Regions from separate parts of the Homo sapiens genome. Here region 1 is linked to region 2. The links are chromatin contacts, found by Hi-C in ENCODE. All regions are on one chromosome and are shown on one strand. The core of a region is the stretch at or near the end of the contact, and the rest is flanking DNA. Distances in the headings are between cores, read along the strand shown.

Region 1 (4,493 bases), core at 571-3,070, 4.2 Mb after region 2:
AGCCTCTTTGGCTAGCAGCGAGATAGTGCAGCCAATTTTGTTGTTGTATTAAAAATAATTTTAAAATAACATGTTGTTAAGCAATAGTTTATGTGAAAACTTATATTTAAAAAGCCATGCTTTACTTAAATATGCCCTTCTTAGGGCACATACCACTTTAAACAAACAAAAGGCACACCTTGTAATCTTAACCCAGATTGTGACCACAGGCTGGTTGAGGCTTAAAAAAAATCCGGGTTTAGGAAGAGCGCTTCAACCTCTTCCCAAGTGTGGCTGAGTCGTAAACATATACGAAATAACCGCAGACTAAGCTAATATCAAAGAATGCTAAGAGATGCGACTCGGATTTTTAAATGTTTGGAAACATGTCAAGAAGCGGGTACACCTGAAACAGACACTGCATGCATCCTGGATAAACTGCCGCAGCACACTCCTCTATTCAGTCAAGTTTCCGTTTCACACCTCCAGTCAAATCAGGGCTCATATCGCCCTCCCTTAAAACAGACACAGGTTCGAAACCGAGACAGTGCTGGGCTCACATTTAACTTTCTTTCAGAGTTCACTTTCTTCATTTTTAACTACTTTCTCAAGTAGCAACAGCTTTCACCGCTGTTTGCCAGGGAGGGAAACTTTTTGGTAAATGTAAAAATATTCGAAAGTATTCAAATACTTCCGGGTCTAGCCTTATAACTTCAGTCTTAACGGGCTGCACCAAGACCTTACAATAACTTCAAAAGGCAAAAGATGTGTAATGAAAAGGACAAAATTAGAACATCCACTTAGCAACTTCAAAGGTGCACACACACAGGTAAAAAAAAAAATCAAATCCAAGACCTACAAACTTCCCGTCAAATGATGAAATGTTAACGAACGTTTAGAGCGGACGAGAAGTCGGCTGCACTCCAATACATCTCTACCACGCTAACAAATACTTTAAAAACCGGAATACACAAAGTCAATTCTACGCCATCGCTCAAAACAAAAGCAGATAAATTGTGCACACATTCTCGCTGAAAATCACTCCGACTTCACGCCTCTAAACACCAAAAGAGCAAGAAAACTGTTTCCTGGGTGAAAAATACAAAAAAACTTCGGTCTGAAAAATTCATCAGTTGGGATGCGACTCCCCCCACCTTTTTCCTCCTCCTCCTCCTCCTCGTCGTCCTCGTCCTCTTCCTCCTCGCTCTCCTCTCTGGGACCGGGCATTTCGGGTTCTTTCTCGGACGCGGGCTGGGTGGGGGTTCCCTCCCCCTCCGCAGCAGGGGCCGAGGCGGACATGCTGTGAACCTGCATGCGGGAAGAAAGCCGGACGTCTCGGTCCTCCTACTCCCGCAGGCAGGACCGGGCGGCCACCCTGAATGATGCTACCCTTCCCGCGGGACACCTGCCCTGAAAGTTGCCTCCTCCCATAGCCGGGACCGCAGCGCTCAGTCCCCAGGGGCGGCTTCCCTCCCGCTCCGCCGCCGCCGTCCAGGGATTCCCGAGGCGGGAAACCGCGCCCGCTGCCCCGCGTGCGCGCGCGCCCGCCCGGCCTGCGCTGTTCCCGGCCCGGCCCGAGCTGCCGGCCCTCCACGTCCCCTCCCCCGCCCCAGGCCGCCGTCCAAATGGCCGCGTCCCTCCCCCGTCGGCCGCGGCAGGGGCGACCGGGCCTCCGGCGTCCCGAAGCAGCCCTTACCGCGGATTTCGGCCGCCGCGGGCCTGGCACGCGAGGGCACGAGGAGGTTCTGGGAGGCGGCGGCGGCCGACGCCGAGGAGAAGGCGCGCGGGCCGCTGTCTGGCGTGACGCTCGCGCCGCGCGCTCGGCTCCCCAGAATCAACAAGATTTTCAAAATGGCGGTTCGGGAAGGAGAGCGGGAATGCGGCGACCAATCAGGGCCGCGAGCTGGGAGTTGGCGGGCGCGGGGCGGGGGAGGCGGGGCGGCCGGGTGCCTCCGCGGGAAGCTCGGGCGGGCGGGACCGCGAGGGGTCGCCTCGGCCGCGGGCGGAGGGATGCGCGCGCGGGGCTCTCCCCGGCTGCGCCTGGAGTGTGGTCGGCGCTCGGGCCCCGGAGTGCGGGCGGGCTGTGTCCCGCGGGGCGGGCGGGAGCGGGAGGCGAGGCGGCCTGGCAGCGCGGAACGGAAGGACGCTAGGGGGCCTGCGTGTTTATTGTTTCCACGGTCGCTTCCTGGAAAAGATGATGAGCAGTCCCGGGCCGCGGAGGGGCGCGGCGGGCGCGGTAAAGAAGTTTAGAGATCTCCGAAGTCGCTATCGACAGTGTTACTCTGAGGCGGAGGAGAATTAATCAGCGGTCTCATCAATGCTCCAGAAATCATGCTGGGTGATAGATAACTCCCAAATCTGTATTTCTGAGGACCGCATCGCTTGTAAGGTGCACCGAAAGGAAAAAGATCCTACCTGCCACGTTAAAGGTTCACATAGCCAGCCACATAGATTTACACCCCTGTAAATATAAGGGGAGAGGCTCCCTCCCACCCCATTCCTTCTCCTCTCCTCTCTCACACACACTCTCTGTTTTATAATAGAGGAAATATGTTATTTGGCCGGGTCCAGACCCTTCTCCCAGAGTTCTAGGTCATCTATGCAGATGCTTTTTACACATTCAACACTGCAGACACTCAAAGCAGTATCTTCCCTGCTCAATGCTGCCTTCTTTTGTATGTGATTTCCTTTATTTTCTCCCAACTCTTCAACCACTAGCTCACCTGAAGGATCCTTGTACTCAGTGGACTTAATAGAAATGTGATCAGTGAAATTTGCCTGGACTCTGGGTTGCAGGACAAAAATTAGACATTTCCTTTGAATCTTCCCTTTTCCTTTTGTTCCCCTTCCAAAACATACGCGAATAGTGTCATTTCTACCCTCAAACGGTATGCCATTTTCCACACTATTTATCCCACTCAAATCCTATCCACACTCCACAGCTCATCTCTCCTTCTTGCTGCCTGCAACGTGGTTGGGAGTGGGGGGTTGTGTTTCACCCCTATTTGTGTTACAGCTCTTTCAATCCTACCATTTGGCAGGTCCTGAGTTCTGGTCCTGTGTCCAGGAAGAGTGAGGCACGCAAACAACTGGAGGGTGAGCAAGGTGGACAGGAGCTTCACTGAGGGACAGAACAGCTCTCCTGAGACCTGAAGTGGGTTGCTCCTTTCTGCAGGGGGGTTGTCCCGACTAGCGTCCTGCCCTCAGTGGAGAGGAGACCCATAGTGGGCAGCTCCTTTCTGCAGGCAGGTGGTCCTGACGAGTTGAGGAGACCAAAGTGGGTAGCTCCTTCCTGCAGCTGGTAGGCCTGAGCGCTGGCTGAGTCTGGGGTTTTTATGGGCTCAGAAGGGAGGAAGTGTGTGCTGATTGGCCCATGGGTGGGCCCAGAAAAAGCACCACTAGTTTTCACTCTGGGCTGCAGACTCTACCTGGAACTGGCCACCAGGCCCCCCAGGCTTCAGGCCATCCCTGGCTTGAAGGTGGGCAGGGACCTACCCCTTTCCCCCCAGGAACGTGTCTGCCTCCCACCATCAACATGTCATCCATGGCGCCCAGGCTGTTTGTGCTGAGGGGTGCCTGCAGGCCCACGCGGAGCCACCCTCAGCCCCACCAGCCTCTTTCTCGCACTTGTTGGTGCCCAAAGTCCAGAGAGGGCCAAGGCGGCAGGTGGCTGGTGTGTCAGTGCTGCCCTGAACACGTGCACACCCAGCTGGGTTGCAGCAGCGCCCGTGCCTGGCCACAACTTTGCTCCGCCTTGGAGTGGGCCCTGGGAGTGGGTAGAGAGAGGGTAGAGGCCTGGGAACAGGCACATTCTTTTTTTTTTTTTTTTTTTTTTTGAGACAGGGTCTCACTCTGTCACCCAAGCTGGAGTGCAGTGGCGTGCTCTTGGCTCACTGCAACCTCAGGAGCAGGCACTTTCAGCCTGCAGGGGCAGGGGGTTTCCTGGGCCCCCAAGAGTGCAGGGATGGCTGGGTGCAGAGCTGCGGCTGGACGGCTGCAGCTGTGCCCAGGAACATGGGTCTCCCGCCTCGCTGACGTGGTAGGGGACGGGGCTCTTGCATGTTCCTGGCGCCCGCTGTCTCTGAGGAGTGGGCAGCTCTGGCCACGCCTTCCATACTGCAGCTGGCATCCCCTCAGCAGCTGCTCCAGACAGGCTGTCACTGCCATCAAGACAACGAGCAGGTGAATATATATTCTATGACAATTAGTGATAGCAGTAAAGCAAGTTAAAGAAGATAGGAAGTACCAGTAGGGTGGATGGGATTTTGTTTTATATATTCAACAATGAAGCAATGACTTATTAATAAGATGACATTTGAAGAGATCCTAAGAAAATGGGAGATCTGAAGACCCACTAGGTTATTCCAAAGAATGCTCTAAAGTTTTGGATGTGGGGCACGAGAGTCAGGTAGAAATCAGTGATGACCTTGGGGTTTTTGGTTCAACAACTGTGAGAACAGGAGTAGCTATTCGTTGAGATGAGAAAGACTTCGGGGGTGGGGGTGGGCAGGATG
Region 2 (4,526 bases), core at 16-2,515:
GAGATCACGGTACAGAATGTTCCTAATAAGAGTATTTTATTATCCATCCTGTACTCGCATGGTCCCTGTTCTCAATGACTTTATAGTCTTGTTGATAAGGTTTCAAACATGCAAGTATTGAGTAATATGTCAGACTGACTTCTAGAAAACGTTTTATTGACTATGATCAGGGGCCCAAATATAGGACACCAAAAAGAAGGATTTAGGGTGGACAAGTTGTAGAGAAGCTAAAGGAACCAAGGAAGGTGTCACAAAAGAGGTGGTTTGAGGAGTGTGTGATGCAAGGATAGGGTAATAATTCATCTCTAGTCTAAATCAGACCTTATTTTGGCAATTTTATTAGTCATCAACTACCGCAATAATGTATAACAAATAATGCCCCAAGTCTCACTGGCTGACGCCACAAACATTCATTTTTTTATTCACAGGTCTGTGGATTGGCAGGGACTCAGCTGATCTTGGCTGGGCTCCACTGGGCATGGCTCCAGGCTCCAGGTCTACTTTGGGCCTGCTTTATATATTTTGTTCTGGAACTGGCACCACCTGGGGCATAGTCTTCTTACGGTGATGGCGGAAATACAACAGGCCAAGTCAAATCATGCAAGCACATTTAAAGCCTCTTTTACATCATTTCCACTAGCGTCTGTTATTCAAGGCAAAGCCTGTGGCTGAGCCAAGCTTCCATGGGGTGAGGAAAAACACTGCACTCATTCTAGTGAGAGCCACTGCAAAGTCACATGGCAAAGGTCACGGGTGTAGAATTCTGTAACAGAGAGAGAGTGAAGAATGGGAAACAAAAATTCAATGTACCCCAGTCACATTTTTGAAAAAAATAGTGGAAAAATTGCAAACAGTATAGATTAAAAAAACAACAACAACAAAACCTGCACAGTACAGGAACCAAGTGAAGAATGTAGGTGGAGATAATTGTGTTTAGCTGGCCTGAAATGAAAAGACTAATAGTCACTTCCACCACTATCTTTGAGTTTGCAAGTTTGTGAGGGGCCTAATGCTGACTAGTGGACCCTCCTGGCTGAAAAAAAAAAGACAGTAGACTGGAGTTAAATGAGAACTCAAGTTGCGAGAAAAATCTTCCCTCTTTGGGAGATAAAGCCCTGGCAGCAAGAACTGAAGGAGGTAGAGTACTATTTCTGCATCTTCAGGGAGAGCTGCAAGGAGAGGGAGCTGTGTCTTGTCTCACTGAGGTGCCTGGACAAGATGAACATTTCAGGTCTTTTTCAGTTCTAGGTTTCTATGATGTCAGTGCTACTTCCCTTTCCAAAACCCCACAGTGGCCAGGCATCACAGTGCCACAAGTGAAAAGACCCATGACTGCCTTTATAAGTAAGTTCTTCTTTTGGTTTCTCTGGCAGGAGGCAGATGGAGGAGGAGAGAAAGGCCAGAGGTCTGTTTTGGGGTTGTTGTCTCTGGTTGTCTAAGTCATGCCAAGACACCACCCCTTGGAGCCTGGTTCCTGACATCCGGCAGCATGGCATACTTGAAGGGCATGATGTGGGGATAACAACAGAGCCCTGGCTGAGTCCGGTGGCTCACGCCTGTAATCCCAGCACTTTGGGAGGCCGAGGCAGGCGGATCACCTGAGGTCAGGAGTTTGAGACCAGCCTGGTCCACGTGACAAAACCCTGTCTCTACTGAAAATACAAAAAAAGTTTGCCGGGCATGGTGGCACACACACACACACGCACGCACACACACACACACATGCCCCCATAAGCATCCCAGTATTTGGAAGCAATCAGTTGATTTTTTTTCTTTTTAGAATTCAGTTTGGTGTTATAGGGACACTGCTAGCCTCAGGCAGTGCCGCAAGAGCAGATCAAGGCTCTGATTAAAAAATTCCTCAGTTGCTCCCAGCTGGAGATGTCTGCTTACAAAGCCCTTACAAAGAAATGTTTTTCAATAGGCAACATTCTCTGGTCTGGCCCCACCAAGGAAGTACAGCAGGAAATCTCACAGGCATCCCGATTGCCATTGCCCTCCTGCTCCCAGACACACACTTGGCCCCAACTGGCCTCTGACATGCTCCATGGGGAGCAAAATGGACTTGCTCCATTTTATCCATTGCTCTGGGCTCCACGGTGTTAAGCATGATGGCTTGGAAACTCTATATACCCAGTAAATGAATGCTTGTTGAATAACTTAATGAACACACCCCATGTCAGCCTATCTCCTCAATGCACATCCGCCAGCCACCTCAGCTCAGGCACCTCGCTGATTTTCAAAACATGGGCTAAAAGCTACCATAGGGCATCTAATTATACCTTCTGGTGTAGAAGGTGTTCTCTCATAGGAGGCCTTAGCCAAGTTTGAGAACAAGGACTTTGTATGGAATGAGCTGCATAATGGACAGCACTGGCTGGACCAGCCATTGGGGGTGTCTCTGGCTGAAATTTAACAAAGTTTCCATAGACCTTTTACCAGATTTACTGAGAATGTTGATTTCCTCTATTAAAGCTTAAACGTCAATTCAGGGGAATTTCCCCATAAATGTTGTGAGACTAAACGTGGCTTCTTGTGGGTTCCACATGGGAGCTCACCAGGATGTTGCCCAGCCTTTGTAAAGGTCTGCCTGGTTTCCTGTACCTAGTGGTCAACGTCAGCAGCTGTACCTGTGCCCAGCATTGGGAGGCTCGTCCTCGGCCCTCACCCGGCCATAGGCAGTCAACATCACTAGTTCTCCCCTGCTTAGCACCCAGTGGCTGCCTTTTTGGCCTCTAAACTTGCTTCCCTGTGTTCTTGATCCCTGAAGCTCACCACTGGTCCACCTGCCAATTACTCACTTTAATCTTATCAGAGTAGATACCCAGGTTTTACATTTCACCCAACAGAACTTGAGTCCTAATTCTCATTTCCTTCCTTTCATCCATGAGCTTTACATGGGAATTTGCATTTACAGTTATGCCTGTGAATTCAGAGGCCTCCCCTGGACCAGGCGGTCATGTGCTGAGTGAGGCGGGTGACCAGCTTGGAAGCCAGGGCGGGAAGTTCGCATGGCCCTCTGGGTGAATCCTTTGCTTCCCTGCTTTGGAAGACAGCTGGCTGCAGAGCAAGAGTTCTCTTGTGTGAGGCCCATGGCAGTGTCGGACCCTAAATGGCCATTGGAACACACCCCCAGGTTTCTAGCTGCACTGGGTAGGGGTGGGTGAAGGAGAACTGAGGGCGCGTCAGCCTCTCCTGCCTGGACAAAAAGGCATGTAGGTCACAGTTCTCCCCAGGTGTTCTCAAGTCTTGCTTGTTTGTTGTCAAGAGAAGGCAGAATTCTGCCTTGAAAAAAACCTCTGTGATGGCCATTTAAACAGCCTGTGGATTGTTTCCAGGCCTGAGCACTGCTGGAGGAGGATGCTGGCTTACAGAGGCCTCTCCAAAGCATCAGTCTTTGGACTCCCAGGAGCACTATTATTAGCCTCCCTTCACATTCAGAAGGCGCCCACCCACAAGAGTGGGTGGATATCAGGGTCTGGGCCCACATCTTCTGACTCCAAGTCTGTGTATCTTGCTACCATGCAGCTGATTTCCCAGTTGCTGAGTTTTCTCTGTGCACATCTTGATGGCTGATACCTGTAATAACAGAAACTTCGTTCAACTCTCATAAACCCTGAGTCTGGAGGTCTGGGACATATTAGGCCATACGAGGGGGCTTAGCTTGCTTTCTGTCTCTTTCTCTTCCACCTGGAACATAAGTTGTCCCCTAGGTGAAGGCCGTCTGCCACACTGACTGTGTAATCTGAACTTGGAGCCAGAGGTTCTGAGTCTTAGCGCCGCCCTTGCTATTATCTTCCAGCATGATTTTTGGGCTTGTGCTTTCACTCTACTGAGACTCAGATTCCACACCAATAATAGAGAGATTTGAACTAATGTATCCATTGAGATGGTTTGAATGCATGTTACAGAAAACCTAACTCAAGCAGGCATAGGCAAGAACTTGAAATAATTAGTTCATGCAATTCATTAAAAAGGGCAGGGGCTTGATCCAGGGGCTTGAACAATATTTCAGGAACTGGTCTGTTCCCCTCTTAGCATTGCTCTCTTCCTTCCATTTCGGCTTCATTTCAAGGCTCCACATGATGCCAAGAGGGCTGCTGGTTACTCCAGGTCTACTACCTCCCAGATGCTAGTGCAAGGAAAAAGAGGAAGATGGCCTCTAACAGTGGCAGCTAAAGGCTATGAAAAATCACTGACTCAGTTGTGTTAAGCGCCCACCCCTAGGCCAGGCCCCATGGCCAGAGAAATGTGGTACTCCGAATGGACAGGACTGTCACATGCCCACCCCACATATGGGTGGGGCCCATGAAACACACATGGGAAAAGGATGTGGGATGCGTGCTTTCCCCCCAAAAAAGCAGGGCATGGTTGCCCAAAGAATGGCAAATAGGTACTGGGTGTTAAGCTTCATTACTGATTTAATTTTATTGTTTGCCAGGTAGAATGTGAACATGCTTTCAAAAGTCAAAACAATATAGAAAAGCATGCTCAGGCTGGGCCCAGTGGCTCATGCCTGTAATCCC

Evidence for each region. Hi-C counts contacts between places; a loop is a spot of excess contacts on that map. Pooled maps may share reads with other maps.
Region 1: a loop to region 2 is called in a map with no recorded cell type, with 12 times the contacts of the local background. The contact joins the promoter of DEK here to the enhancer-like site in region 2. A Hi-C loop is called at or near these places in 2 of 37 single-sample maps with no recorded cell type and 2 of 50 pooled maps.

The regions. Positions count from the first base shown.
Region 1 is chr6:18,262,710-18,267,202 of GRCh38, forward strand. DEK (DEK proto-oncogene) reads right to left here and starts at 1,821. Exons shown (of 11, transcript NM_003472.4): 1 at 1,676-1,821; 2 at 1,134-1,287. The coding sequence starts at 1,278. LOC124901270 (a long non-coding RNA gene) reads left to right here and starts at 1,823. Exons shown (of 2, transcript XR_007059486.1): 1 at 1,823-2,368; 2 at 3,021-4,493. RefSeq lists an enhancer at 945-1,496 and silencers at 1,382-1,441, 1,502-1,861, 1,902-2,181.
Region 2 is chr6:14,093,031-14,097,556 of GRCh38, forward strand. No RefSeq gene overlaps it. Among named protein-coding and RNA genes, the nearest start is that of CD83, 22 kb to the right of the region's middle. RefSeq lists enhancers at 1,305-1,434, 2,328-2,457 and a cis regulatory region at 2,306-2,806. Within about 2 kb of position 1,266, at least 8 of the 41 ENCODE cell types and tissues checked have a DNase peak (open chromatin) inside an H3K27ac peak, as active enhancers do.